Linked DNA regions of Homo sapiens: all the other regions are linked to region 2. The links are chromatin loops, found by intact Hi-C in ENCODE. Cell type or tissue: IMR-90. All regions are shown on one strand. Each heading gives the region's core, and the rest is flanking DNA. Links, peaks and the distances in the headings are about the cores only.

Evidence for each region. Peaks named below come from ENCODE experiments on the same cell type or tissue, not always from the same donor. Only the 100,000 strongest peaks of a DNase experiment are listed, where the experiment ranks them.
Region 1: it touches region 2 in a loop (4-fold over the local background); 8 of 110 quality-filtered maps call a loop at or near these places.
Region 3: it touches region 2 in a loop (5-fold over the local background); 6 of 110 quality-filtered maps call a loop at or near these places.

What each region holds. Positions count from the first base shown.
Region 1 is chr6:90,936,796-90,947,598 of GRCh38, forward strand. All of the region lies in intron 3 of LOC107986623 (a long non-coding RNA gene), which reads left to right. Among named protein-coding and RNA genes, the nearest start is that of MAP3K7, 360 kb to the left of the region's middle. In IMR-90, for the core only: a CTCF peak has its summit at 4,261 (motif pointing right); a DNase peak (open chromatin) is centred at 4,246; H3K4me3 peaks cover 189 bases.
Region 2 is chr6:92,638,434-92,649,236 of GRCh38, forward strand. LOC124901495 (putative protein PRAC2) reads right to left here and starts at 6,741. Exons shown (of 1, transcript XM_047419663.1): 1 at 5,825-6,741. The coding sequence starts at 6,372. The coding sequence ends at 6,040. The region is part of intron 1 of LINC02531 (long intergenic non-protein coding RNA 2531); the gene reads right to left. In IMR-90, for the core only: a CTCF peak has its summit at 6,084 (motif pointing left); no DNase peak of the experiment used is centred there.
Region 3 is chr6:91,324,902-91,335,704 of GRCh38, forward strand. No RefSeq gene overlaps it. Among named protein-coding and RNA genes, the nearest start is that of MIR4643, 190 kb to the right of the region's middle. In IMR-90, for the core only: a CTCF peak has its summit at 5,471 (motif pointing right); no DNase peak of the experiment used is centred there.

The sequences.
Region 1 (10,803 bases), core at 2,112-7,111, 1.7 Mb before region 2:
TATTAGAAATTTTAGTGGTGTACTTGAAGGAATTCAAAAGCTCAAAACAAAACTAAGCAATTCAGCAATAATTTCAACCCAATCACCGCTATGGTGTGACTATAATGGCACCGTGTTCATAATAGCACCCCAGGGATTGGGAGCTAGACGGGCCTGCCGTGAAGGGTAGACAGATGGAGCTCTGGGTACTGGCTCAGTGACACTAGGCCCCTTACTTAATGACTCTCGTCATCAGATTCTGCATCTATAAAATGAGGAAGAAGAGTGGACCCCTTCAGAGGGGTGAGATGGAGAGGTCACTGCCCCTGGCCCTTGTGAGTGCTCATCCTGACGCTGGCCTCTTGGACCCCCACTCCCACCTGTCACTGTCCCCTCTTCACTGCCCTGAGAACACTCCCGCAGTGCTCCAGAGGCCAAGTTCTTGCCTGGCCAGTCAATATGAAATCGTTCTTGGGCAAAGGTGCACTGTCTTTTACCTTACTCACAGCAAGCTGTAGTTTTGCTCTTACTAAATCACAAGACCCACTCAGCAAAAAATTCTTTCTGACATCCGTGGTAATAAAAGTATATGCACTTGAGTAGCAAGGACCAATTTCATACACTGAACAAAATTTGGGAGCATAACTGAAAGGATTCACAGCATACCAGGGGTCCCTGAGCTGGCTGTTCGAGAATGATATTTGCAGGAAAAAGACGAAAGCTTAGTTTTCTCCCTAAATGAAGGCTTCCCTTCTACCCTAAATAGTGGGCTGATAAATGACTTAATTGTTCTGTCTTCAAGCTGGCTGCTGCCAGGCATTGTAGAGTCTATCTCGTTTTTCCCTTCTTGAAAGCAACCCTTTGAGGCAGGTGATGTTACTGTTTTTCAAAGTCATTTTATAGGCAAGAAAACTAAGGATTAGAACCATTAAGTGACTTCAAATCCAAGTCTTTATGATATCAAAGCTTCTGCTCTAACTGGGTGGTTCTCAATCGTTAGTGAACATCAGAATCACCTGGAGGAACTTGTTAACACCAACTGTTGGGCTCCATCTCCAAAATTTCCCTTTCAGTAGGTCTGACTTGGGGGTCTGAGAATTTGCATTTCTGTTTCCCTGAATGCTAAAGTTTCTGGTACTGGGACTACAGTTGAGAAACATTACTATGTATGTCCTGAAACCCTTGTTGATTCCCTCCAGAAACCAAAAGAAAATGCACATGTATATTCCTAAAATGAAAACATAACACTTTTATGGGAAATCAGAAAAAAAATCTTCATCAGAAAAACTTTGATAACCCTAGTCCTAAATTAGATAGTCACAATACACGCTATATAAAATGACTTCTTCAGCTTCAGAAGGTTTTTTTGTGGTGAGCTTTGTATTTCCCATGATGCCTAAGGCATATAACTTTGGTACTGCTTTGCCTAACTTTATGATTTATTGTTGTCATTTGGAATAAAATACTTCTATGCTTAGTACAACAAAGCAAGAAATGCCTGCCTAGAAATGGTTGTGGTTTTTCAGTGGTAACACCATTGGTATGATGTTTATTTGTTTGTTTCTGAGGTTTTGAAAATTGCTTTAGAAAGCCTGGGGGCAGAAAGCTTCACTTAATTAAAATATTTTAAATCAAACCACAGGAACTTCAGTTCATAGAGCCTCAGGGTACAGCCAGCAATTGTAAGAAACTCAAATGGAATAGGGTGGATAAATATAATAATATGGGGTATAACTTTCTGTTATTATTTCTGTTAACTGCGTTAAAGTAATTAGGCAACAGAAATAGTAAACTGAAAATCTTTAGTTAACTATTGGAATTCTGAGGCTATTTATAAATTGCTACACAACTGGTTTAGTGTTTCCCAGAGTGGCCTTGTAGTATTGGGAATAATGTTCCCAGGATGCTCAGTGAAGACAGGATTCCCTTTGAAGATAACTTTGGGAAATATCACACCACTCTCTCAGAAATAGACATTGCCCACTTGCTTAGGAAAGGCTCTTAGAAGTCCTGCATAAAGCAACCCACTTGACTTTGTCTAAACCATCATTTCTGTTTTTCAAGACGTTTTGATCACACAGCTTCTGATTCCCCTCTCACCCCAAGTAAGACCATTTTATAACCTATGGAACGGAAAAAGAAACTCCAGATAACACATATGTTTATTTTTCAACCAATTATATGTATATATTGTGAAGCCTTCCTCCCCTCACCCCCTGCCCCTGATTTCCTACTCCTTCCCAAGCGTTGACTATTTCTCTTTGCTGAAATAAGAACTTGAACATATACTACTTGCACACATTTGATGGCTGAAACAAGGCGCCAGGGATACTTGGGTTGCTTTCTGAGTTTATCAGTAGGTAGGATTCAGTAAAACCATGGAAGTTTGTTCTAAATGAAGAAAACATCAGTCAGAATTGTGTAGAGTCCAAAAATAAATTTAATTTCATTACTTCCAATGGATAACTTTATTTCTAGAATGCTGCCTAGGAAAGAACCTTGGGCAAGCCTATTCTATTACTAGAAAGGGATCATTTATAATTACAATAGCATTTGTTTGTCTGCTGAATGTACCTAAATTGCCTGAAAACTACTTACTTGCTCAATCAGTTAAACATTTTTCTCTTTGGAAATATTAATTTGCTTAGCAAATTCACTTTTCCTAGGTACAGGGAAGTAATCTTCAGCCACTTTTCCCCTAGCTAGAGGAAAGGTAAACTTTAACCTAACCATTTTTCTAATTATCACACGTTTTGAATTAATGGGGTCCAAATTAATTAAGGTTTTATTATAGTTTCATCCTTAGGAGACAAGGTTTCATTTCCCTCTTTTGAGATATTTTCCATCTGAATCAAAAGAAGATTAACCTCACTACTCTCATTGCTTGAAGCCAATGGGTTTCAACTTCTTTTTTCCCTCCTCAATGTACCTGAGGGTTACGGAACACTCCCTCTGTAAGGAAAAGATGAGGTGTGTGGGGGGCTATAATTAGGAAAATCTCCCCAGGTGATTCTGATAAGCTCCCTGCCCCTTCTTAAGAATCCTGGCATTAAGGCTTTGATTAAAAACTTGTAACCCTCAGGCAAGAGTGGAATTGGGGCGGGAAGGGCAGTGGAGGCCCTGACAGGACTCCAGCTAAGCAAGTTGGCAGGGGGTTTTGTCACAACTGGTCAGCTAAGGCATGAAGAAGCACAAAGATAACAGGTCAGCCAACAAGCATAAGGCAGAAGATTGCCATAAGCATTTTTAGCATGATTAGCTGTCTCCACCGTATGTACTGAACACTAGCTGCTGATAACCCAGGAGCAGCTGGGAGGAAGGAGGCTGAAGACCTCAGAACAAAACCTGCCTTTGGGGCAAGCAGGGACAGAGACTGACATTTAATCTGCTTGATGCTGGATCTGTGAATGAGATGGAAAAGTAAACTGCATCCAAGTACTTTCCCACTTTCTCCAATCTAGTCCACAGTAACCTGAGGTCTGTGATACAGAAACATCCTGCTAGATATGGGTTCATAAATGATATAGATGTGTACAAACCTTAGAAGAGGCTAAAATGTGATGTTTAGAAGAATTTATCTGTATAATAGAATATTAAGAGAGTCATCAATTAATATTAGGAGACTCACCATAGTCCTTGTTTTCAGTTCCTCTTATAATCTATCTCTTGAGGGTTTAGACAGAACAGCTGGTAATGATAAACAAACACTCAAAACATTTCTTTTGACTTCCAAGCAAAATATTAAATGAGTAAGGTATATATTTCCTTTGATATTGATGTACTGAATCTTACAGGCTATTAACTAAAGCCCTTTGGGAAATACTTTACCTAATGCTGTTATAGTTTTGTCTGTTCTTATTGTTTTATTCTGTTTAAATAAACTTGGATGTTTGTTTAATTATATCTATATTAATTATATCTATATTAAGTTCCTCCTAACTAGTTGTCCACATTTGATACCGTTGTAGCTATCTTCTAATACACTAACTTGAGGGTAGATCTGTTTAAAGGTGAAGACTGCTATAAAAGAGAATCTTCTCTTTTGTCTTGAGAATATCTGAATGCTTAATAGCTGTTATGTTCCCTTGTCACACTGAATTGAGTTTGGGCAACCAGGATTGGGCTAGTTGCAGCTCTATGAACACGAGCAAATCATTTTAGCTCTTTGGGTTTCAGTTTCCTTATCTGTTGAATATGGTTTCTTCCTGAGGCTGCTGTACGTGATTTTATAGGTCAGTGATACTGAATTAAGTTTCAGGTTTTGGACACTAGATGGTGATGTTGTGTTGCAATTTGAAGAAGTCTTCCTCATCTTAGCCAAGGTCGACACTCAGGCTTCATATTTGCTCAGCTTTTAATAAATACGGTGTATGATTAATGAAACTCTATCCATGAAACATACGTAATTGATCATGGAAATAACACAAATGGAAGAAGAAACCAAAAATAACTCTAGCTCCTTTTTTCATCCTACTTATATGTTAGGCAATTTATAAATCTATTGAGGCTTTAATGGCAGGCCTAGGCTCCTGATGCCCACTTCCTGTTTCTCACTTCTCTCATTCATCCTTTTGGATTCCTAAAACTACTCACCTCAGAAGTGCTTATGAGACTTTAGGCTGCCTGTTGAGATATCAGAAATATACAAATGAATGCAATTTTTGTTCAGAAAAACCTCCCTATAAGTACATTTCCTCATCCTAAGTCAAACAGCCTGAGAACAGTTCTCTCAGAAGCCTCTTCATGGATGATTTCCTGCTTGTTTACAAATCAGCAGTAGAAGGAGAATGAGTTTACTAAAGTGGTGGCTGCCTTTCTCACTCTTCCTGGGAGTGAATTCTTTTGAGCTCAAAACACAGAAGGACATAAGAGTTCCTAGAACTCCCTTTTTTTGGGTCCTCTGTTTCCTGACTCTGAGTCTGCAGATTTTCCTGATGGTTTTAGGCTGGATGATGGCAATCACATAGCCACTCTACTATGGTTCTCTCATAGCTACTCACAGAGCCACTCTGCTGCAGGATAACTTGCTCATGAAAGGAAATGCCAGATTAAACCCCTTGCCACCCTGGACCTGGGTCCTCCAAACATGGAATAGGTATGTGGGGGAAGGAATGAGTTCATTTTGAGCAATTTAACACATATTTTAATGTAATTATACCCCATTAAAAAAAAGTAGCTTTTCCCCACAGTGGCATACTCCTTTACTGACATGAATGAGTAATTGGAAATGGGGAAGGCCTTTCACTGGCGATCCTGTGTGCTGTCTCAGCAAGATAGCTGTACCAGACGGGGCTGGGGCAGCGATATCACTCTGGTAGGTACCGCTCCCTCAGGCACGGTTGTCCTGATTTATGAAACTGGCAGTTGTCCTGGTTCTTATGATAGGTTGGGTCATCGTATTACATGACCTAACCCTGAATCTCAACCAGAGTGAGTAAATCTCTGCTATCTTTTGGCTAGATGACACAATCAATTGTCACTTTACTTTTCTTTGACTTACATACTCGAACACATAGAACTATAATTCACTTGAGGCTTACAAAAAGAAAAATGGTTTTAAATTTGAAATGTTTCACTCCCAGCAGAAAAAGCTGAAGGAAAATTAACTTGACTCTCATAGTCCAGTAATTTAAGGCTAAGAGAAAAAAGGTCCCTTTATACAGTCCAGAAACATCTACCTTATGGAACATTTTAATTCCTTGGTCTAAGGAACCTAAGGCAGAGATAGGCTCCCGGAGGACCTGAGACTCAGAATTTACAAATTAAATTCTTTCCCATTCATTCAGCAATAGAAGAAATACAACTAAAGAATGCAAAGAAACAAAAAACTTTGAGACAAATGCAAAGGGAACTTGGAGTTAATTTTATATAGCCAGAAGAATGGATTCATAGGGGTAGCACAAAGACCATTTTTTAATGAATTGAGCCTGTACTTGAGTGATAGCAAGGAGATAAATATAATGTGGAACTTGGCATGAATGAATAGAAATCCTCACAGCTACTAAAGCCATGTCTCTTTTAGCTTCATTGTGTAGTTACAACAGAGCAGTTTAAAAGACCAGAATAAATGTGACCTGAACATTTGTCTGTCTTAGGTTTTATGAGTACAATTTGAACTAAACTGTGCCAAATCAGTAAAGAAAACTATGAAAATAAATACGTAATAGTCTAGCATCGTATTTAAAATGTAATATAGCTCACTAACCAAATAGACCCCAGATTTAAAATACATTTCAAATATTATTTAGGGTATTTTGGGATCATTTTTTTTCCCAGGTACAGCAGATAATGGCAAATTCAGTAGGACTTGGTAAGAGAATTTCATCAGAAGCAATAAACAGGCAGAGTGAAAACTGATTATATTCTGATTTATGTAGTTCATTCATGTTCTGAGCTGTTTGTTCTGGCAAATGTACATTCCCTGATTCAAAAATTTCTATAAAGGTGATTTGGTTCAAAAAAAAGGTTTTATGTCTAGGGACCATACAGATTTTAATCATCTTCTTTGTGCTCTGTTCTGTGTCTTCTTTGTGAGGCTTTTCTACCCTTCAGCACTATTGTTTCTCAAGGATGATTTTTATCAAGAAAAACACGCAGAGAGTAGAAGAAGATTTAAATCTTAGTAGAGGTTTATTTTAGTTTATTATTATTTTTTAGTTTAAGCTGGCTTGGTGAAATTAAAAACAACAACAACAACAACTCTTCCCAAAGCAAATGTAGTATTTGAGAATAACATAGGAATGGGTCCCTAACACATGAGCAATTATTATGGTGAGGAGTGAGATTCTGTTCACTCACTGCAAGAAGGGGATGCTTTCATAATGTCTCTATGTGGTGGAGGAGAGGGCTGGAGTGAAAGCTGGGATCAGGTGTCACGGGGACATCAGTCACTCCTTCAGCAAATAGGATTCTGAGTTGTTGCTGCTCAATCTAGGGCTCAATACAGCAGTGAATAAGTGAACCACTTAGGGGAAGCCAAACACTGAATGACTGATTATGTGAAGAATGAATGTTGTGGTGATATGTAGCATACTTTATTTTATTTTTAACTTTTTCAGTTTTTGTAGAGATGGGGTCTCACTTTGTTGCCCAGGCTGGTCTCAAACTCCTGGGCTCAAACAATCTTCCCACCTCAGCCTCCCAAAATGCTGGGATTACAGTGTGAACCACTGTGCCTGACCAGTGTAGCATACTTTAGAATACACACAATAGGAGAAAGAATAGGACAGAGTTAGCCCAGTGAGGAGCCAGATGGGCAGGAGATAAGTGTTTTTGGCTAAGGAAACAAAGCCTGTGGAGACAGAAACCAAGAGGAAGAGTGGCATGTGATTGGGCTGGTGAGGCCAGTGCAGTACTTACAGTCCATATTGAAAATGTTGGTCTCTAGTCTAAGAATAATGGGAAACCTTAGAAGTGTTTCACAAGACCATTGCTCTAGCCACTGACCTATGGAGTCACTTAAAAGTATTTTAAATAGAGGGGTGTCGTCATCAGTTTTGCCTCTATAATAATATTCTGATTATACTGTTTTATAGTCAAACATGAAATTTTTCTGCTATTTCTAAATTCCAGGAGGAAAGTCTCATTATAATTCTTATATAATGGCACAAATTCATTCAAGTTGGGAACTGACTTTATTACCTAATCTGGAGAAGGCCGTTAGTCTTTTACATGGCGATAGAAATTTGTATTATGGTAACTAACATTGTAAAAAGATAGTCAATTTATAAAGAACTGCTTGTTAAAAGAAGCTTTATTCTTCAAATTCTATAAAAGAAGCTTTTAAAAAGTAACCTTTCTAGTGTTTTAATATTTATTCTGGAAAATTTAAATGTATTTTTGATAGGATAATAATGTACTCACTTGACCACCTCTTCTAATTTCCAACACTATAATTTTTCTCATAGGCTTTGTTTAATCTTAAAAATCCAATAAGCAATATAAAAACAGAGATATAAAGACTCATTACACTATATGGACCCACCGGAAAGTCAATAAGCAATCAACTTACTGAGCCCTCTGAGATATGATATTTTTAAATGCAGTAATGTGAATGGTGAAAATTTTTTGGAGGTTAGATCAGTTTAATTCTGGTTTGTATGGATATTGCACAGAATAGATACTGCTATTGTTGTCATCTTTTCACTTCAGTCTGTAAAGTAAGAATTCCATCATCTGCCAGAATTACCAAAATCAGGATGTTTCTCCTTATGTATAAATGTGTGTGCACGTGTACATATATGAGCATATGTATACTAACACATGCAGTTGTGCAAGAAATGTCATATTATCTTTCTGTATTATTCTGTATTTTTCTGTATTATTTTTCTGTTATCCTGAGTGCCCACCACACCAGGGTGGCAGGGAATTTAGTCTCCTTCGTTACTATGTCTCCCTTCCTGGGAAGATTGATACAAAAGCCCGGAATTTTATTATGTTGGTGCAAAAGTAGCTGCAGTTTTTGCCATTAAAGCAATGGCAAAAACAGCAATTACTTTTGCACCAACCTAATATATGCAGTAGTATGTTCACAGACCGCCCTCTTGTTTTCAGGTCACAGTGGTCACACTGATGTCATTATGGTTCTCAAAAAATGGTGGTTCTTCTTGTTCCAGGCCAGGTTGGTTTCAGAAATATTTGCTGAGCCTGAGAACTCCAAACCAGCTTCACTTGGGGCACCACAAAGCAATTGCTTTCTGTGGTCCTGAGATGTTCCTGGGACACACTGTGGAGAAAGACACAGGCCCTGCTATTCTCCACTTTCTACCTGACCTTGAAAAGTCTTTGAGAAAGTCCTTTATGAATTTAAGCATTTGAAACCAAAGCCAGGGGGTGGCCCAGGGATGTTTTAGTCAACTTTTGCTTTCAGCCCTAAAACACAGGACACAACTCTGACTGGGAAAAGGACAAACGCAGTAAGAATTAACTTAAAAATGTCAAAGATTACCCAACCTACATGTGTTCATTTTTGCAAGGGAGATGCATATAATAATAATTAAAGAATGATGAAAATTATAGCAGGTAGGAAAACCCAGCACCTGCATGCTTTCCATAGGCCAGCCCACAATGACACTGAGAGATTAACAGGTGCTATCTCATTTTCTCCTCATGGCCCCGAAAGGCAGGCACTATTGTCCTTACCTTAAGGATAAGGAGATTGTAGATTTCGAAAGGTTAAGTAGCTTGTTCAAGGTCCTACAAGTCCTCTGTAGGGGGCTAGAATTGGTCAGTGTCTGGGGCTCCGCTCTCAACCCTATGCTCAGCTTTTGCGTCTCATAGGAATCGCTCTTAAAGCTTTTCACTAAGATAGACGTCCATCTGTCTGCTCCAAAGCAACAGGAGAGAACTTGAGGAGCATGCTTTTTTTTTTTTTTTTTTTTTTTTTTTTTGCCACCAAAGTTCTTTTGGTGCACATTTCCAGTAGATTGCACATCTCCTGAAGGTCTGTTAAAGGTGGTCAGAATACAACAATGAATTCAGAATAAAATTGATTTAAAGACTTGTTTACATAGCTGATATTGAAACATGGGCTCTAAGGTAGATATATTTTCCAACATGAAACCGAATGTACTATTCTTGCTTTTATCTTCATGTCTACATGTTTTCTCAGTCTAGATCAAGTTTTTAGCCCTGTGAGGACTTATGTAAGACATTTAACGTCAGTTTTAACATTAGACGACTTAGTTATAAATTTGTTTTGTAGATAAAACACTATGCATAATTTTGTAATTTTTCTCTTTAGGCTAATGAATGAAAAAACAAGCTGTAGCCTAAATCTACCAATGTCAATAAAAACTAATTTACTATCCTTCTGCTTTGCCACCTCAAGTACTTTTCAAAGCTTTCAAATTATACTGAATTTAATATACATACATATAAATGTACATACATGTATATATACATATATATGCACATATATATATATAAATAGGTAAATGTGTTTGCTTTCCTTGGCATGTTTCAATATATACATGATATTATAATATCATTATTAATTTCAATGTAATTTCAATGATACATTATCTAATAGCTATGACTATTTATGACCCACACTATTCTAATGGGTATTGAGCACATTTTGATGAAATATACTGTATACCCTGAAAGTGGTCTTTTGTCCTGTTGTGGGATAGCCATCTATGACAGGCTGGAATTAGCTTGGGATTTTTGTTAGGCACTTTACCTGTAGGCCAGCAAAAATCCTGACCAACTACCAGAAGGGGCTTTCATTCACTCTCTCATTCTGGTGTTGATGGCAGTTGCCGGCCATCTGGAGCCGTCACTGCCATCACGCTGGCTGCAGCCGGGAAGGCGTGGGCAGTGGCAGCAGGGGTGGCTGCAGGAGCAGCAATGGCAGTGGTTGGTCCCCTGTGCCCCACATCCCCGATGCAGCTGACTGAGCCGCCCCTACCCTCGCACGGTGGGGCGGGATTTGCTCCCAGGCCTGGACCCTCTGCTGCTTCGGACCCTGGCCCCATGTTGCTGCTCTCCCCGGCTGCTGCTGCGGGGAGGGTGCAGCGAGGAGGCAGAGCTGGGCCCAGGGTGGTGCTGCGCTCCATGGAGCCAGCGGGAGCCGGGGACAAGCGAGAGCCATCCCCTAGGAGCCCACCGCCCCCGGAAGCCGCCGCAATGAGGCCAGGCGGAGCCGCCTATTAGCGCGGGAGCAGCAAGGTAGGGCATGGAGGGGCGGGCAGAGAGGGCCTAAGAGAGAACCTGGAGCTCCTGCCCCAGGCTGGAGGAGGTGTAGCCAGGGCTGCCCGCATGCTCCACTGAGCTGATGGGAGTTCTGCCTTCCCAGGCACAGGACCCGGGCGTCTCTGCAGT
Region 2 (10,803 bases), core at 3,170-8,169:
TCTTAAGCTAAGGAAAAATAAAGGTCATTCAAAGATTTTAAATTACTTTTTCCTTCCTTCTTTCTTTCTTTCCTATTTCCCTATTCGCTTTCTTTATTTTTTCTTTCATCTTTGATTACTGCTTTCTATCATAGGTACAACATTCATTAAATAATGCCCTCATTACATTTGAAATGAGGGAGAAAAAGCTATCAATGATACCTTTGAGTTTTACATGCATTATTCTATTCTGTATTTACAAATGGTAGCTTCATATTAAGGTTTGGGATCTTCTGTAATTTAAATGTTCATTATATACTGATCCAATAATTTTGTATAACCCTTGTATCTATTTTTCTCTATTACAGAGCATGCCAACAATGAAGGATTTCTCAGCGTGAACAATATTCTCAGGAGGAATTCAGGGCTGGAATTGCCAGGAGTGTTGCAGGCAAAGCTTTCATTGAGAGGGAAATGAAGCCAAAGCTCCATTGCCTAAGTAAATTAATTGATTTAGGATATGAGAAAGAAAAGAAAGGGAAAATTCTGTTAATACCGACTATTTAACTCCATCTGGAAGAGATGGTTTGAGGCAGCAAGTGTTTGAGAGTTTCCATCATAGGTGTTCTTCTCGTTCTTATCTCTACCCAGAGTGATTAGTGTTAACTGCTCTGGGGTATGCAACTGGTTTCTCCCTGCTCAGGCCATCACGTATGTTTACAATTTTTGTTGCTGAAACATCAAACTCTGTTCCTTAGCAGGCCCCCTGGACTAACTTCTTAGTGATATCTGTAGCACTTCTGTAGAAATAGCAAATTGAATCTAGAGTTAATTTTTGAAATGATATGAAAATAAAAAGTTCACCTTGGAGAAATCTATCTTCTAAAAATCTACTGGTATTGACTACATGTCTGTTGATGTCTCTTTCACTATCAGCTGTTTTCCTATGTCAACTATAAAATACCTTTAAACGCTTTAAGAGCTATTCAGCAGTTGAAATTGCAGGACATTACATGACACTTGTGAAAAATCTCTATTTTGTGAAAAGTTAGGTGTAAAATATAATCTTCCAGAACTGTTTGATAGATATCTCTGTACATATATGCGCATAAGACTTTGAAATTCCTCATTCAAATATTCAGTTCATTATGAGAAAAAAAAGTTAATCATTTTTCTACATGAGAGCATGATGAGATGTATGTAGATACAATTCTGTATTTATCAAAACAAAATATCATATCGGTCTAAACTCTAAGTTGCATTTAAAGAGAGTAAATTCAAACCTTCTCAAAGGGAAAACGGAAAATAACAGCTCACATGATTCAAAAGTCCAGGGGTATGTATCTGGCTCAGCTCACTAAAGGTGCTCATTGGATATCTCTCTCTCATGCTTTCTTTTTGAAATGTCTTCCAGGACTTACAGAGTTTTCTTTGTTCGGTGTTTTATAGTAAGTTATAATTGTTTACTATACAGATGCTAAAGTTTTCATGTTTTCTTATATAAAAACATTCCTATGGCTTAAAAGTAAAAAAAATATGAAAAGTACTCAGAGAACTCTCACTTGCACCACTGTATTCTTCTACGAGTTCCAATCTATCGTCCCCTTTCATCACCATGTTGACTGGTATTATCCACTTCCTTCAGATTTTCAGATTAATTTGCATAAAATGGCATAAAGTAGACTTTTGGAATTTTTTTAGTTTCTGTATTTCAAATGTTATTATCTCCTTTTCTCATTGCTTGCTTTCGTTCCTCTTTTTTGACTAGTGTAAATAGTAAGTGTCTCACTGATTTTTTTCAAAGAGCCAGCCTTTGTATTTATGCATTTTTTCTGTTTCTATATTTTCAAATTCTTGACTCAGATTTTTAATTCTTATGTATGCCTACTTCGTTCACTTTGTCCTTTTTCTTTTTTTATTATACTTTAAGTTCTACGGTACATGTGCACAACATGCAGGTTTGTTATATATGGTACATGTGCCATGTTGGTGTGCTGCACCCATTAACTCCTCATTTACATTAGGTATATCTCCTAATGCTATCCCTCCCCACTCCCAATAAATGGTGCTGGGAAAACTGGCTAGCCATACGTAGAAAGCTGAAACTGGATCCCCTCCTTACATGTTATACAAAAATTAATTCAAGAAGGATTAAAGACTTAAGTGTTAGACCTAAAACCATAAAAACCCTAGAAGAAAACCTAGGCAATACCATTCAGGACATAAGCATGGAGAAGGACTTCATGTCTAAAACACCAAAAGCAATGGCAACAAAAGCCAAAAGAGACAAATGGGATCTAATTAAACTAAAGAGCTTCTGCACAGCAAAAGAAACTACCATCAGAATGAATAGGCAACCTACAGAATGGGAGAAAATTTTTACAACCTACCCATCTGACAAAGGGCAAATATCCAGAATCTACAAAGAACTCAAACAAATTTACAAGAAAAAATCAAACAACCCCATCAAAATGTGGGCAAAGGATATGAACGGACACTTCTCAAAAGAAGACATTTATGCAGCCAACAGACACATGAAAAAATGCTCATCATCACTGGCCATCAGAGAAATGCAAATCAAAACCACAATGAGATACCATCTCACACCAGTTAGAATGGCAATCATTAAAAAGTCAGGAAACAACAGGTGCTGGAGAGGATGTGGAGAAATAGGAACACTTTTACACTGTTGGTGGGACTGTAAACTACTTCAAGCATTGTGGAAGACAGTGTGATGATTCCTCAAGGATCTAGAACTAGAAATACCATTTGACCCAGCCATCCCATTACTGGGTATATACCCAAAGGATTATAAATCATGCTGCTATAGACACATGCACATGTTATGTTTATTGCAGCACTGTTCACAATAGCAAAGACTTGGAACCAACCCAAATGTCCATCAATGACAGACTGGATTAAGAAAATGTGGCACATACACACATGGAGTACTATGCAGCCATAAAAAGGATGAGTTCATGTCCTTTGTAGGGACATGGAGGACGCTTTGTCCTTTTTCTAACTTTTTGAATTGTATGTTTAATATGTCTATTTTGGGTCTTTTTCATCTTTATTAATATAATTACATAAACTTACTGATTTTTCTATGATCATTGCTCTAGATACTGCATAGATTTTGATATATAAGAAGGGCATGATAATTATGTTCTAGAAATTTTGTAAGCTAAGTTTGTACTTCTCCTTTGAACCAAAAATGTTTAATGGAAAACTGTTTTTTAACTAACAGATGTAAGTATCTTTTTTATCTTGTTATTAATTTCTAGTTTTATTACATTACAATTAGACGGTTTTTGTATAATTTCCATATTACAGACCTTATTGAAGTTCTCTTTATTTCGTGGGAGGCACATAGGAAATTAAATAGAATATATTTTTACAATATTTCGTGAGAACTTGAATGCAGTGTACCTATTATCTTTCTGTTGCGGAGCAATGTATGCATGTGTCTTCATAAAAAATCTGCCTTACTATGTTACTTAGGTCTTTTGAGTGCTCAATTACTTTTATATACCCGTTGTATCTTCTAAGATTGACAGTTATTTCAAAGTCCTATCTTATTTGTTTCTGTTTTTCCTAGCATCTCCATTGGTTTCAATGTTATCAAGATGGCCACTGTGTGAATATATTTATAAATCTTAATTTTTCATTGTGAAATGTAGCCCTTTGTGCATTATAAAGAATTCTTCACCTTATGTAACGTTCTTTATGTTGAATTCATTCTGACAGATACCAAGATCACAAGCCCTGGTTACATTTTGTCTCATTTTCAGGTGACCTTGGCTCATTTCTTCATTTTCAGCCTTTGAAATCACTTTTTAAATACATAATTGTATAAAGCATACAACTGAATTTGGATTTGACCCAATTTGAAGGCTTTTCTTTAGTAGGTTTGTTAGGCCAATTATATGTATTATATAATGCATCTGCTTGTCCTCAAGTTTTGTTATCTTTTGTTTTATCATGTGATATTTATTGTGGCTCTTTCACTTTTTTTTTGTAGTTTGTTTTTGCTTAATGTTTGTTTTAATTTTGCTGTAAATGCATTTAGTTTTGTTTTAATTTCTTCTGGTAATTATGAACGTTACTATTTTTATTTTAGTAGCTATTTTTATTCTAGTGTCCTTATAGAATGCTTTTTTCTTTACCTCTCTTCTTTACTTAGACCTCTATATGTTTTCTCAACTTTAAAGTACGTACTTTAATTTCCATCATCTTTTATCCCAAAGACAATAAAATATCTAATGCTTTTTTCACTTTTGTCTCTTTCTTCTTTTCCGATGTTTTTAGTTGCAATATTTCTATTTTGTTAGCCTCTATAACAAATAACATATTCTCCCACGTGTATATCCACATGTGTTTTAGTCTTAGGTTCTCAATTCAACATTATTTAATACTTATCACCAACTCTTTTGCTGCAGTTCCCTTAACTGTATCTTGGTTGGAGGAGGGTCATTTCTTATTGTGCTACTAGCTCTGCATATTTTGACATTTTGTTTGGGATATTTGTTGGATGAAAATCATATTATCTATTTGCTTTTATTTTTCTACTTCCCAGTAGCCCCTACTCTACCACTGGGTCTCAAATTTGTTTCTAGTATTGCCATCTAGGATTGAATCTTCCCTTGGGGGTAAATCCAAATTAATATTATTTACATTATATTATTACTCAGATTCTGCTGCAGTCTTCTTCTGGTCAGTCCCTAAGAAGAAATGTTATTTTAAAGATTGTCTTTTTATTCTGTAAAATTCAGTCTTCCTTAACCTATAACACTCCTAACCTTAATATGAAAGTATCTGTTACAAAGACTTCCTTTTACCATAAAGTTTACAAAGATTTTAATTAACACAAGAAGAAAATAGAAAGCATTAAAACTGCGATCATTTAAATTCAAAGTTGTGTAAATATGGTTATTTTACAATATAAAATTTGATACTTTTAACAATAATTCATTTCCAAAGTACTCTCAGTGTTTCTGGCACCACCTGTTTACCTCAGGGAAGAAAAATCCACATTTTCTTTGTGTTTAAGTGGATACTACAATGATTTAAAGTGTGTCACAGGAGCCAGGCATGGTGGTAACAGCCTATAATCCTAGCTACTTGGGAGGCTGAGGTGGGAGAATTACTTAAACCAGGAGTTTGAGAACAGCCTGTGCAATATAGTGAGACCCTGTCTCTAAAAAAATAAAATAAAATAAAATAAAATGTGTGTCACAAAGACAACATTTTAATATCCCAATTTGTATTTACAAATGCTTTATGACCAAGTGTCTATTAAATAAATGTGAAGGGGAAAAAGCCAAAACTCAATAAAAATAACTCTGATGGTAGTTTCTTTTGCTGTGCAGAAGCTCTTTAGTTTAATTAGATCCCATTTGTCAATTTTGGCTTTTGCTGCCATTGCTTTTGGTGTTTTAGACATGAAATCCTTGCCCATGCTTATGTCCTGAATGGTAATGTCTAGGTTTTCCTCTAGGGTTTTTATGGTTTTAGGTCTAACGTTTAAGTCTTTAATCCATCTTGAATTAATTTTTGTATAAGGTGTAAGGAAGGGATCCAGTTTCAGCTTTCTACATATGGCTAGCCAGTTTTCCCAGCACCACTAATTAAATAGGGAATCCTTTCCCCATTGCTTGTTTTTCTCAGGTTTGTCAAAGATCAGATAGTTGTAGATATGCGGCGTTATTTCTGAGGGCTCTGTTCTGTTCCATTCATCTATATCTCTGTTTTGGTACCAGTACCATGCTGTTTTGGTTACTGTAGCCTTGTAGTATAGTTTGAAGTCAGGTAGCGTGATGCCTCCAGCTTTGTTCTTTTGGCTTAGGATTGACTTGGTGATGCAGGAAAAAGGCCACAAGAGGGGCTGCCATGGCCACTAACGGAGATGGCCCTGGTAGAGACCTTTGGGGGTCTGGGACCTCTGGAGTCCCCATGCTCTAACTCCCACACTCTGCTATCAGAAACTGAAACTTGAGGGTTTTCTCTGTTTTTCACTCGCAATAAATTCAGAGCAAACAAAAGATGTGGAATCTGAGAGATTTATTCCACTAGTGTGCTAGGACCATTAAAAAGACAAGGGCGCCCCCTTCCGGCAGAGGCTGACCACTCCAGCAGAAACTGCGGACAGGCTTTCATCCCCGGCAGAGCTACAGGCTTCCAGCAGCCTGGGGCCTCGTGGGTACTGAGCTGCGTGTGGGGGTCCAGGACCCGACGTCGCCTGCCATTCGGCCAGGGCATCGGCAGATGTATTGGTCCAGCCCCCGAGAGACCCAGGAAGAAGGCAAGGAGGTTCGGTACGAGCGATCTCGAATGGAAGAAGAAGGCAGTCCGTCTGCGGGAGCCAGGCCGCAGCGCCATCCACCTTCTGTCCATGTCTTCTTTAGTAATACATTTATCTTCCTCGCCATAACAATTCGCGGTGTGGACGACCCCCTCCCCCTCCACTTTTTTTCGGATTTACTTGTATGGAACCTGTGCAAAAAATATTTAATTTCGTTTTGTATTAAACCCTTCATTGGGAATCCCTTCCCAATTTTAGTCTCCCACCTATCCCCGGACGACTACATTGAAATCTCTCTTATTTGTGTTTAAATCACAACAAAATCTACAAACCTATATTCGCCTGCAGCTATTTACTTTTAAATAAGGGCTATGTTAAGCTACAGGAGGAAATGTTTTGCTTACCATTCGGACAAATGTGTGAACACAACTACAAAATGGGAGAAAATTTTTGCAACCTACTCATCTGACAAAGGGCTAATATCCAGAATCTACAATGAACTCAAACAAATTTACAGGAAAAAAAGAAACAACCCCATCAAAAAGTGGGCAAAGGACATGAACAGACACTTCTCAAAAGAAGACATTTATGCAGCCAAAAAACACATGAAAAAATGCTCACCATCACTGGCCATCAGAGAAATGTAAATCAAAACCACAATGAGATACCATCTCACACCAGTTAGAATGGCAATCATTAAAAAGTCAGCAATCAACAGGTGCTGGACAGGACGTGGAGAAATAGGAACACTTTTACACTGTTGGTGGGACTGTAAACTACTTCAAGCATTGTGGAAGTCAGTGTGGCAATTCCTCAGGCATCTAGAACTAGAAATACCATTTGACCCAGCCATCCAGTTACTGGGCATATACCCAAAGGACTATAAAACATGCTGCTATAAAGACACATGCACACATATGTTTATTGCAGCACTATTCACAATAGCAAAGACTTGGAACCAACCCAAATGTCCAAAAATGATAGACTGGATTAAGAAAATGTGGCACATATATACCATGGAATACTATGCAAACATAAAAAAGGATGAGTTCATGTCCTTTGTAGGGACATGGGTGAAGCTGGAAATCATCATTCTCAGTAAACTATCACAAGGACAAAAAACCAAACACCACATGTTCTCACTCACAGGTGGGAACTGAACAATGAGAACACATGAACACAGGAAGGGGAACATCACACTATGGGGACTGTTGTGGGGTGGGGGGAGGGAGGAGGGATAGCATTAGGAGATATACCTAATGCTAAATGACGAGTTAATGGGTGCAGCACACCAGCATGGCACATGTATACATATGTAACTAACCTGCACATTGTGCACATGTACCCTAAAATTAAAAGTATAATAATAAAAGAAAAAAAAAAGGAATGACCTCAAAAGAAAACTCAATATAAATATGAATCAGAATAATTTCAGTTCCTTAAGTTTTCAAGTTTTTGCTCAGTTTTCCTTGACACTCATTGAAAGGGTTACGCTTTGTGTCTCCATCTAAATCTTGAATTGTAATCCCCAGATGTTTAGGAAGAGACCTGGTCGGAGTGACTGGATAATGGCGGCAGTTTCTCCCATGCTGTTCTCGTGATAGTGAGTGAGTTCTTGAAAGACATAGAGTTTTCTGTTTGGCAAGTTCCTCCTTTGCTCACTTTTTCTTCCTTGCACCATGTGAGAAAGTCCAAGCTTGCTTCCCCTTCACCTTCCGCCATGATTGTAAGTTTCCTCAGGCTTTGGGTCAATTACTCTTCCCTTTAATAAATTACCCAGTCTTGGGTATTTCTTTATAGCAGTGTGAAAACAAACTGAAACATTCATTATTATTTTTGAGTACTTAAAAATAATGTTTACTAGGAAATCTCTAGATAGCAATAATGTTTTTGTAATCAGTGACGTGATGGAATGCTTTGTGATTCCTTTGAAATTTAGAAAAAACTAAAACCCATTTTTGTTCAAGTAGGCAGCTGAAACCACTTCTTGTGTCTTATAATTCATATTTCATTCTCTAACATGGATATTAAGAATATAGACATGTGTTAAGGAATGTGTTTTCTCTTTGGAAGTGTGAAGTGGGGAGAAAACAATCTGCAACCCAGTGGTAGACATCAATTTGCCTCAGATTTCTTTGGAATCAGAAAAGGTAAATTGAATAAAAGCATGCATTATGTAAGTAAGTACAAAGTTGTCTATGTATATACGCACATAATAGCAAATAATATGAGACCTAGAAGTATTGCTGGAAATAATGATTTTAGAATAAATTCTTTTACATTATTTTTGAAAAGTAGTTTTATAAGCTAAATTTTCCTTCAACATTTTTCTTCCTAAAATTGTAGTTATTATTTTAAAAATATAGTCTTTGTACTTTGGGAGGCCAAGGCAGGTGGATCACGAGGTCAAGAGATGGAGATCATACTGGCTAACACGGTGAAACCCCGTCTCTACTAAAAATACAAAAAAATTAGCTGGGCATGGTGACGCACGCCTGTATTACCAGCTACTCAGGAGGCTGAGGCAGGAGAATTGCTTGAACCCACGAGGCGGAGGTTGCAGTGAGCCAAGATCGCATCACTGCACTCCAGCCTCGGTGACAGAGCCAGACTCCGTCTCAAAAAAAAAAAAAAAAAGAAAAAAAGAAAAAAATTACATACATAGTCTTTGTAATAGCTAACAGATATTAAGATAAATTAATTATACCAATGAACACAACAAGATTACTTCAGCAGCACAGAAGAATGATGACTTACTAGAAAAATGTCTGTTTCATTTCATATGCAGGGATTATTTTCCAGGGTCAGAAAACCATGTAAGCAAAATGTTTACAAAGGTCTTTTCAATATCATTGTCTCTTCTGTACTCTCTCCCCTTCAAACCTAACAAATGAAACATGCAACATAAATATAGTTCTAGGAAATATACATATGTCTAATTTTTGTTTTAACTTTGTAAAAGTAATGGCCAGAAGATCAAATCCTGATAACCAAGTTAATGATGTATCGTAGTACAGGTAATGTCGTTCTAAGAACATGCTGCATGCAGAAGTGTGACTCATGAACCAAGCACTTGACTTTGATCTTTAATCAACCTCTGCCATGCTGCAAGGCCGTAGGTCCACTGCCAACTCCTCCATATCTCAGTTACATCACCTCGTTTTTGTAATAATAAATTCCTTGGATATTTCTATATATCGTGGTAAATTTCAAGTGGAATGGCTGTTCTGAAAGCAATTTAAAAATTTAAGGCACTCCACAGATACTCAATCATGTTTGTAGAGTCCTTTGTTTTCTTATGCAGTAGGAACTAATAGATAATATTATTCAACCCCAGGGTGTCTTTATAGATTTTGTTCCCTCAGTTCTTAGATACAAAGAAATACTTGAAATAATGTTCACCTCAAATTAATAATAGTTATCCCTGGATAGTGGAATTGTAGATTTCTTTTTGTTCTTTCCTTCGTATTTACTGTACAGTTAGTATTTTTCATGAAGCATAAATTACTTTCACATATAATTACTTTTTTCTGACATTAAACTTGAGCACAATTAAAATACAAAGAAAAAAATACATATTGTAGTATCTATGAGAAATTTTAATCACTATAAAATACTTCTCTATATCAAAAAGTTGAATGTCCCAATGGACAATTCACGTGAAGGATATATGAATGATCATAATAAATATAAAATGTTGCTTTTCTATAATCAAATAAATGCAAACATGTAAAATTAGGTTTGTCATTGTAAAACTGTTGAAATCCAAAGTCAAAATGAAGATCTCAGGTTGGGGGCAGTGCACATTAACTGCAAATTAGTAACAACAGTAGGAGTGACAGCTGGCTTTTCAACATAAACAATGAAAGCCATAAATTAACAAGCTGATTCTAAAACTCACGGAAATGCAAAGAAGCAACAATTATAAAGGCAATTTTGAACATGGAGAAAAAAAACTGGAAGATTTATGCTCCCAGGTATTAAGACCAATTTTAAAGATCCATTAGTTAAGACAATGTGATACTCGTGCAAGGAGAGCAAAATAGGCTATTAAATAAAATTTATGGGATGCCATTGTTTTGGACTAAGCTCCTACACTAGGCTCCAGCAAAACAGATCTAATCAAAATGGAGTCACTTATTCTAAGGTTCCATGTCACCAAATTAAAACAAAGTTGTTTATCTGACCTTCTGAGAAATGGAAAGTGAAATGATATCCAAACACAGGAACAAGACAGTTTTATCTAGAGTGACGAGGAAGTCCCTTCTGCTTTAACCTTTACAAAGAAAGTAACCAGAAGTAGCCTGATGTTAACTAACCTATTTGTTTGTTTGTTTGTTTACACATTTTTCTGGTTCCCGCTCAAGCTACCTTATAAAAGCTAGCTCTTCTGCCGGATCTTTAATGGGATGATGCCTGATTCATGAATCACAATAAAAGCTAATTTAATCTTTAAACTCAATTTGTTATAATTTTATTTTTAAAAAAGTCTAATGAAAGAGATAAAACAGAAACAGATCCAT
Region 3 (10,803 bases), core at 2,811-7,810, 1.3 Mb before region 2:
AGAAATCCAACTGAGCAGGAATGTGTATAAATAGATCAGCATATAAATCTTGACTTGTCATTGTCCCACTCCCTTGCATTATTTCTGTTAACAATGATTCCCTTCTAGAAATATTATGAGAAGAGTAGGAATTTATTTTCTCTTTGATATCCTTGGCAAGCATGATGAACATTAACTTGTTTAGTTGTGGAGGAGGAATTTTGCATTATCAATGATTTCAATGCTATTTCTGGCACCCAGGTTCAGAAGAAGATGTATAGCCTCTTTAAAAAGGTGTCATCTTGAATCCAGAATGTTTTATTATTTTTAGTTGGGAGCAGCCTCCCCGAAATTTCACTATAAATAATGATATAATTATTTATGTCAACCAGTGATACATTCAGGAGACCCTAATTTTGCTTAATTTTTTTTCATGAAATCTATAGATGTATTGTTCAAATATATGAAACATATTTAGGTGCTTCTGGGACTTTAGTGTTCATAAATATAAATATTATTTTTCTATTTTTATTTTATAAGTTTGATGTACTGAGATTTTAGAAGTGATGATAAAAAAATTGGAATTTTTAGAGCAATCTTCAGTGTTTCAGGAAGCAACTACATTCAGTGTTCTGCCAAAAATGTTAATAGCTTTTTTCCTTTTCTAATCATAAAAGTAGTACAAACATTGTAAAAATTCAAATAAGAGAGACAGTTTATTTTAAAAAATCATCCATAACCTCACCACATAGAGAAAGCTGGTATGGTCAGTTCTGCTAAAATATGACATATGTGTTCTTAAAACTCACATTACTATAATAAGTAAGCTAATTAAAAGTAAATATGTACATTTATTTTAAAAAGTCTCAAATCAACTTTGTTAACCCTTGCCCCTCTGAACCCTTGCACACCCTGTTTCTTAAAGATGCCATTGTACCAAAGTAAGGATTTTCCATTTATCTGTACTCCATCACTGTCCCCTGTTCATTCACTTCATACTATTTTTCACAATTTCTATCTTTGTATCTTTGTGGCATGCTGAGAGTTACAGACAGATGCAGGAGTAAGAATGACGTAGCATCTTTTCGTTAAATATTTGGGGAAAAGTTTATTTCTAAAACAAAACATATATACATTTTTGTATGAATTTAAAAGTTACTCTTACTCCAGAGATAGTTTTCCTTTGGTAAAGGTTACTCTGTCCTTCCAAGATTTTTGGTGAAAAAATCAGAATGCAAGAATACAGCATTATGGATGCTAAATTCCCAGAAGAAGAATTTTATAAGAATTTTAAAGATATTATGCAATTGCTGACCTATGACTTTGTATCAGTATACCACCCACCCCCGCCAACAGTATCTAAGTGTACACATTTTTTCCATTAAGGCTGTAATGATGTAAAGAACTTTAATTGTAAACTTATATAACAGAATAAGCCAAATCCTACTAGCTTCATCAGGGAAACTCATCGAAGTTATTATTCAATTGGACATTTAAATTGTATACTGCACTCATAGACCTCGTGTGTGTGTGTGTGTGTGTGTGTGCAAATATACACGTGTGCTCATGCATGTTTTGTCTATGTTTTTATTTAAAGCAGGCAATATTGAGTCCAATGCGTTTACAAATATCAAGTAATAATAATAAATAAGCTTAGTTAGTAAAGTCTAATTCTTTTGCAGCATCATGTTTTTCCTCTAGTAAGGACAACAATGAATGTTTGTGTTACTTTAAAATGTGTTCATTTTTATCTGATTCTAAAAGCTTTTCTAGTGACATAAGCATTCTTCAGAACATCCTTTTCTGTGACATCTATGTATGTCTTATAGTTTATTTTAGTGAGCCTACATAGATATCCCATGACACTGAATTTTATTGGCATTTTCCTTTGCTTTTATTCAGCTTGGCTCTGTAACATTTACTTTGTCAATTATAGTCATCTTAGTATTCACAGTCAATTCTACCACTGTGTGACTTTAATTGTATTTCGCTAAATTAAAGAGGCATTATAAAGTTGTTACCCTTTGATTTTTCAGTTTAATTTCATTTTTCTTTAATCTTTGGAGCAACCAGATTATCAATTAGCATAATAAAACAGTCAGTGTGGAATTTAGTAACTATATTGAATATTCTATAAAGTAGGCTGGTTTGTACAACATCAGTGTATGCAAAGAATGGTAAAATGCTTATTCTCTTACTACACCTTAAGAGTATCCCCGTATGTATCTTAAACTGATAGTATATTGGACCATTACACAGGAAAACATTGTTAATGGGTGAATAATATTAATGCCTTGCACTTTAGTAATACATCTTATTCAAAGACCCTAAAGTGTTTCACATATGACAATTAATCAAGTCTTACCACATTACTCCAAGCCAGGTATTATTATCTGCTATTATAATTTAGATAAACTATCGTTATAGTTAAGAAAGATGAAAGATTAAGTGACTTGTCAAAGATCACATATTAGTTCAATACGGGAGCAATATAACTCAGATTCCTGACTGCTGCTATTAACATTAAGCACAGCCACCATGCATGTTATCCAGAGAGCACAGCACTGTTCTTTTGAAACCGCTTACTCTATGCCCACCTATTAAGAAGTTTAAGTGAACATGAATATAATGGCATTAGATCGTGTATCCACATCCAATGCCAAATTTGGAGGCAAGTACGTGTGTAATTTTCTGAAAGATGGGAAAATGTTAAACCCATAAGTTAGCATCATTTTTTATTAGAAAATGTTGTAGTGCCTTTAAAATAGTGCTGAGCTATCTCATTGTTCCTAGTGACTGCAAACGTGAGAACAATGGAAAATTGAAAGTGGTTTTCATTGATAGTGTAGTGGAGCTGTTACCAAAGTAGATGTTCTAGGATGAAGTCTTTTCACAAGACTACTGCTCAGATGTCATGATTGCTCTGGAGTGTTTGCAACAAAGGACACTGTTGATTTCTTTTATGATGTTTCTTTATAATTTGAGGGAATGGCAGGACTCGGAAGTCTCTTTTTTGCTTTTTCTTTCTTGTTTTCTCTCTATGAATGATTTTTTTTTTTCTGGTAAAGGTAGTTTTATTTGGTTGAGGTCTTTTGCTACTAACTCTTCATTCAGTGCTGTAGATCCATTCCAATGTCCATTTAGTGAGAATCACTGGGAGCGATTTGTGCAATTGATTGGTGACATCGAGCACAGAATTGATGCTTCATTGCTTTGGGAGTCCTTCCTAGAGGAGACAGAATTGTCAAACAAAATGCAGGAGAGTATTTCATCTGGGTGAAACTGGATATCACAATTGTTAGAACTCAGCTTCTGAAAATCCTGCTTATTTTCTCTCTGCTTTTTGACACCAAGCCGTGCCTAACTCCCCTGAATACTAGAGTGGTTTGTATTTGTATTCATGGTAGCTGTGCACTAAAACTACTGCAGATAATTTAGGTAATTGGCAAACCACAGGGGCACTTAGTCTGCTCACCTGCCTATTTTAGGTTGGCTCATCATCACTCTAATTGGCAGTGGGTAGTTACTGGTCCATTTGCCATGTATTATGACAAAAGATGCTAATGGGCCCCGGCAGTGGGTGGGTTGTACCTTTGCCCTGCTTCTGGCATGCAGAAAGCAATCCCACTGTTTTTGCATAGCAAGTAGCATGGCTGGACATTTTTCCTACATCAAAAAGAGCTTTTCCTTTTGAAAAATGACAACTTCCCCTGGCAAAGGCCTAATCTCAGAATTGACACGTATCCTTTCTCGCAGCCACCATATAGTACATTGTCCCTAAAAACAAGAGTACATCAGTCAAGGTAGTTTTCATCATTTTCACCACATTTTTATTATCAGAACTCCTCTGAAGCTTGAAATTGAAATCTGTTTCTTTCTTGACATTTTTCTCTATATTGGGCATGTAATTATGGGCCCAAACGAAGTTCAAGAGGAATGGATCAACAAAGCCCACAGCTAAGCACACTAAACCTTGATCTTGGAGGAAAATATGAATTCCAAGGTGGATTTGGACAGCTGTGCTATGAATGCCACAGTGAGCAAATGTGGAATCAGAAGGAATATCCCATGGTTAGCTGACATTTTTTTTTTACATAAATTCAAGGAACATAAGCAGAAATTCAGTTCTCCTAGCACACAGGATACTGGTTCTTAGCATTCTGAAGATAAGAACTCATTTGTAAAATAACAAAAAATGGTCTGCTCAGTGGATAATAATATTGATTTGACCAACTATCAATGGAGGGTATGTTAGTATTAATTCAACAATTTTAAATAAAATGTTTATTTTGTTAATTACAACAGCAACTACGCTTGGGGAAAAATCAGCGTAAGAGAGACATCATTCCAAAGGCTGGGCTTTGCACACAAATATAGATTAGCAGATACATAACAATTGCTCTGTGACCTATGGTTTGAAAATTGCTGATGCAGAGCCTATGAAGAAAGGCCTAGTTTATTTTAGTGTTGTAGTGCAATTGTGATGATAAACATTTATCAGGTTAATAAAATGGATTTATGATATGATGACATTGTGTGAGATGCATTTGTAGGTGGGTTTACATTAATTCACTAAAAAATCAGCCTAGAACTAAGAAAAAATAATTAATGTTTATTGATTAGAATGCTGTTAAATTATCTTTTATTTCCAACTGTTTGTCAGGTTGAATTAAAGTTACATGCAGTCATTAACATAAGTTGGTATGCTAAAGTTTTAAATAATGTGCTTGGATTTTAAACAACACGGAATTCATTCAGAACAGATACTGCAGACTCTGGCAATATTTTCACTCAATGATATTAGTAATTAGATCCAGGATTTTTCTAAAGCTTATACTTTAGGAGCGTATGAATTATGCTTGCATCTACAATTCCCCTCCGCTGGACATTGTTTTCTGCTAGATTATTAGCTGGAATATACCCAGACACTCTTATATTCATCTTTTGTGCTTGAAGATGCCACTGCTAATGGGCATTATATTCTGTGAGTGTTTGAGTGAGAGCAAAGTTAGAGAAGTGGCTGACAATAGTCTTTTTTCTCTGGTGGTGGTGGTGGCTTTTTGTGTAGAGAGAAAGATTCAGGAAGCTTTAAACCTTTGTTGAAACTGGTTCAGTGAATCTCTGTGAAGAAGCACTGGTGATGGCCTGTCTGTCTGTCTGTCAGGTGGTTTTCCTGTTATCTATGTAGAGGACATATTATTAGCTATGTTGTTCCTTGGGGTCTTATTGTATTTCTTTGAAGTGCTTGGCTAATGGTTATGTCACCTCAGCTACTCTGTGGAAGTCCTACCAGCCAGTCAGTCTCTGTTCCTGTCACAAACAGTACACCTATCCTAGCTTAATTGTATTCCAGGACTTTAGGATGGGTGGTTCATGGACCAACATTTCTGAATTTTAGCACTATTGCATTTGGAAACAATTTTTTGTTCAGGGCTGTACTGTGTGTGAGTGGTAGGATGTTTAGCAGCATCTCTGGCCTCTGCCCACTAGGTGCCAGTAGCACCTCCTTGCTCTGGTTGCAACAAGCAAAAATGTTTCAAGATGTTGCCAGTGTCCTCTTGGGGACAAAATGATTCCAAATTGAAAACCACTGTCCTAGGCTATCATGTGATGCTCAGTATGGCCTATACATAATAGGATATCAAGAAGATGGGAATGATGCTTATAATATGCCTAAAACATCTAATCAGAGAAACAGGACAATTCTATGGCCATTTTATAGGCCTTCAGTTTGAAGAAGATCTGTGCCACACTGCCTCTAACCAATATCATTCTATTTTTGAAAGGGATAGCAAATGGTTACATAAATAATAAAGATGGATATACTCTGTGTGTGTGTGTGTGTGTGTGTGTGTGTGTGTGTGTGTGTAATTTTCCCAGTATGATTCCTCTGTAGGTAAATGTTCTCAAGCCAAATTTCAGAATGTTTGGTGCTAATGTGTAAAGTCATATAGAAGCAAATTGCCTATTTTATGGACTTGAAATTGAAAGGGATTTGTAAATGTTACCACATTGATTTCTTTAGCTGAGTTTGACCTTAGTGGATGTATAGGAACAAACTATATTTCTTCTTTAGTTTTTTGGATAAAAGGAAAAGAGTGACCTAACTAAAATGGAAAGCTTATTGTTATTTTAATATAATGCATTCCTCACAGACCTTAGGAAGATCTTGGAGTCAGGGTATGAACAGCTGTTTGGAGTCATTCTCACATTTGTTCATGCGTTCATTTAACAGATATTTATTGAGCACTTCTTCTGTGCCAGAAGCACACAAGAGCCCAGTGTCTTCCTCTCTTTCTCTTTCTCTCTCTCTTCTCTGCATGGTCACTTCAGTCTTCTCCCTCTATTCCTCAGGCCCAGTTTTATGAGCTTCCTGGCCAATATGCAGAAAATAAGGTGCCCACATAGCTGACAAGTTTTCCTTGTCTTCTGCCTAAGAAAGTTCCTTCAGCTGAGGAGACCATCTCTTCGTGCTATTCACAGAGTTTAAGAGAAGGGACTCTGACTATCCTAATTGGGTCAGGTGCCCACCCTGAGCTAACAGTTGTGCCCAGCATGTACTATCCCAGGGAACAAACATGACTGCTGGGAGCCTTCCTCCACAGTCATATGAATCACATTGGAGGGAGCAAAGTTCCCAGAAAAGAGAGACTGTGTAACTCATCCTCAAAATCCCCAATTTGGAACAACATTTTAAGTGGCAAAATGCAAAAGGTGCACATAATAACTGAAGCAAATAAGAGGAAGTTGGGTGCAGGCCATAGTTGGAAAGTGTGTGTGGCTGCTCAGGGACATGGCTCCTCATCTTCAGTGATATCTAGAAAGTTAAAGAGAGCAGACAGAGGTGGGATTAGTATGACTATGTATGTACAAGCCACAGAAGTGGGTTAATTTCTCTCTAGTCCTTTAGAGATTTGGGAGATAGTTTGGGAATAATTCAGGAGTAAGTAAATAGTGATAGTAGCTGGGTGTGGTGGCTCTGCCTGTAATGTGAACACTTTGGGAGGTGGAGGCAGGAGGATGGCTTGAGCTCAGGAGTTTGAGACCAGTCTGGGAAACATAAGGAGACCCTGTCTCTAACAAACAAACAATAAACAAACAAGCAAACAAAAAAGGGAGAGAGAAAAAGTAAAGAAAAAGAATCTGGCATGAGAAGGCTGAGGTGTGAGGATCGCTTGAGTCCAGGAGGTCAAGGCATCAGTGAGCCATGATCACGCCACTACACTCCAGCCTGGGTGACACAGCAAGAGCATAGACGGGATTCTCATAGACCAGTTAGTTTGGCATTATCAAGCTGTAGATACAAGAGATTGTTCAGGAGGCCCATGTGCTGGGACATGATGAGAGAGGAGGATGCAGGGAAAATTTCCTCCTACCTCAGCTCCTCAGTACCCTTTCCTTTCACCACCCCTGGGCACAACTAGTGCAATCCAACGAGATAAGCTTGTAAGGCTGATGGGGATGCCCTGCCGTTTGTGACCATTATCATAAACCTTAGACCAGTTGACTCCTTCTAGACCTCCCATCTATGCAATACTTGGGCATGACCAATATGTTGAGGGGAAGATTATTAGAATCTTTGAAAAGCCAACACATAGTTGAAGAGAACACATCCACTTTATAATTTTATATTTGACAGAGAACTTGCTCAGGCCAAAACCAAATTTTCCAACTTCTACCATGATTCATGAGATCTTGCATTTGGGAGGAACTGTGCATTGACTCAGGTGATGATGAAGTGGCATATTTTCCCCAGTTTTCCTTATGTTTCTATATTCTTCAGAAAACTACAAAGAGTGATTTGCATACCATGCCCTGGGAAATCCAAAATTCTCTAGTGAATTTATACCAAATGCTCTCAAAATCACCATCTAATTCATAATACCACCTTACTTATTAATAATTAATTAATCAATGACTTGATATACTTAGGTAATACAGACTGTGGGGAAAAAAGGTAACCATGATGTTAGTTTCCTAGAGAAAGAGCAAGAATGCTTTCAGAGAAAGTCCAGCAACTCACCTGCTGTGGCATGGTTACTGGTGATGGGTAATATACATTCTCTGTTAATGGTGTAATGATACGCTTGGGCTTATTGCACATCCAAACATGATTAGTGTTTTCTACTTTAAAATGACTGCATAGAATACAATGTTTATTTAAGAGTAAATAATAGGAGTAAGCTAATTGAAAACTCAACTGCAATTGTAGCAATTGTTTAGAATTTGATTTTTTTAATATTTTAAATAATTTTTATTTCTGGGAGAAATATTTTATCACTATCAGTGCACATTCATAATATAAAGCAGGCTGACTTTCAGTTGCTTTTATTATTGTTTTCAAATTCTCTCCATACAGTGCAGCCCTTCATTGTATACTCTGGGGTAGAAGGCTTCTCCATGTCCTCCAGTGGTACAGCATTGCTTCTGTCTTGAAATATTTCCTTCTCTGTGTAATCCTCAGTATTTTCCACATGGGAATAATAATAGAACCTAATAGTTTTATTTTATATGTTGTGAGAATTAGACAATTTATGTGTGTGGAACATACTAGGAATTCAATTATTGTTACTTATTCCAATAAAAAATTGAGATTTTTTTCTTCACTCTTTTTTTATCACTAGGCAAGCTATAGATTTCTATTGGATTGACTGAAAACTTAATGAAATGCTTTCTAAGCATTCCACCATTTTTCAAATTTTCATATAATGAATCAAACCACATTTCTATTTTCCTGGAAAAAATGCAGGGAAGTTCTTATTACAAAAATGTTTGGCATCATCAGTAGAGTTTGGATCTACTTATAACTAAATACATTTTGCTGTTGATCTGAAAAGTTTGCCATGGTGCTAAAGCCCTTCATTAGGATAGAACTAACCATGTGGACATTGGTCGTTGTGAATTCTTTTTGTCTGACTGAAGTAGGGGGGAAATAACATTTTTAAGTGACTCTAGTTTCTTTAGTTTATATAAACATATCCAAAAATTTAGAATGCAATTGGAAGCCGGCATCTGAATATATTTATTTATTTGTTTATTTGTTTATTTGTTTATTTTATTTTAAGTTCTGGGATACATATGTAGAGTGTGCGGGTTTGTTGTTACATAGTTATATATGTGCCATGTTGGTTTGCTGCACCTACCAACCCATCATCTAGGTTTTAAGCCCCACATGCATTAGGTATTTGTCCTAGTTCTCTCCCTCCCCTTTCCCTCTTATCCCTGATAGGCCCAGGTGTGTGATGTTCCCCTTCCTGTGTCAATGTGTTCTCATTTTTCAACTTCCACTTGTGAGTGAGAACATGCAGTGTTTGGTTTTCTGTTCCTGTGTTAGTTTGCTGAGGATAATGTTTACCAGCTTCATCCATGTCCCTGCAAAGGACATGAACTCATTCTTTTTTATGGCTGCATAGTATTCCATGGTGTATATGTGCCACATTTTCTTTATCTGGTCTATCATTGATGGTCATTCAGGTTGGTTCCAAGTCTTTGCTATTGTAAATAGTGCTGCAATAAACATTTATGTGCATGTCTCTTTATAGCAAAATGATTTAGAATTCTTTGTTTATATACCCAGTAATGGGATTCCTGGGTCAAATAGTATTTCTATTTATAGATCCTTGAGGAATCACCACACTGTCTTCCACAATGGTTGAACTAATTTAAACTCCCACCAACGGTGTAAAAGCATTCCTATTTCTCTGCATTCTCACCAGCATCTGTTGTTTCCTGACTTTTTAATGATCGCTGTTCTAACTGGTGTGAGATGGTATCTCACTGTGGTTTTGATTTGCATTTCTCTAATGACCAGTGATGATCAGCTTTTTTTCATATGTCTGTTGGCCACATAAATGTCCTCTTTTGGCAAGTGTCTGTTCATATCCTTCACCCATTATTTGATGAGGTTGTTTGTTTTTTTCTTGTACATTTGTTTAAGTTCCTTGTAGATTCTGGATAATAGTCCTTTGTCAGATGGATAGATTGCAAATATTTTCTCCCATTCTGTAGGTTGCCTGTTCACGCTGATGATAGTTTCTTTTGCTGTGCAGAAGCTCTTTAGTTTAATTATATCCCATTTGTCAATTTTGGCTTTTGTTGCCATTGCTTTTGATGTTTTAGTTATGAAGTCTTTACCCATGCCTATGCCCTAAGTGGTATTGCGTAGGTTTTCTTCTAGAGTTTTTATGGTTTGGATACATTTTTAATTCTCTTGGAAACGTATTGCTTTCCACTTTATTGAGACACACACACATGCACACACACACACACATGCACATGGATGGCTGAGGAACAAAATGTTACTAGCTAAAGTTGTAAGAAGAAAAGTTGTGCTAAGGAGAGAAATTCTCAATCATTTAGGATTGAGGTAATTTTTAAAAAATTCCTTTGATAAGGGATATTGAGACAGGATTGGCTTGATATGGAAAAGTTATATGTCGATCTGGTGGTTGAGGGTTGTACTTGATAAGAGGAATATAGACGTGCAGATATTGATATCCACTGTGTATGTGTGTTTGTGTTGTGTGTGTGCGTGTGTGTGTGTGTGCGTGTATGGGTATGATATCATTAAAATTAACTTGCTGTGGGTTAACAGAAAACAAAAAGGTTTTGGAAACTTTCAGACCATTGAAATGAATTGCTGTTCATTAGGTCACCTGTGGTTAAAACAATGGATGGGTGAAATCATAGTCAACCTACATTCTGGAACATTCTAGATGAATATTATAAAATACTTTGTTGAAAGCAATTGGGGTGAATTAAATTACATTTAGTTAAAATAATTGTCATGTGGGGAAATTTGAGGGGAAACCAGTTTAACATGCA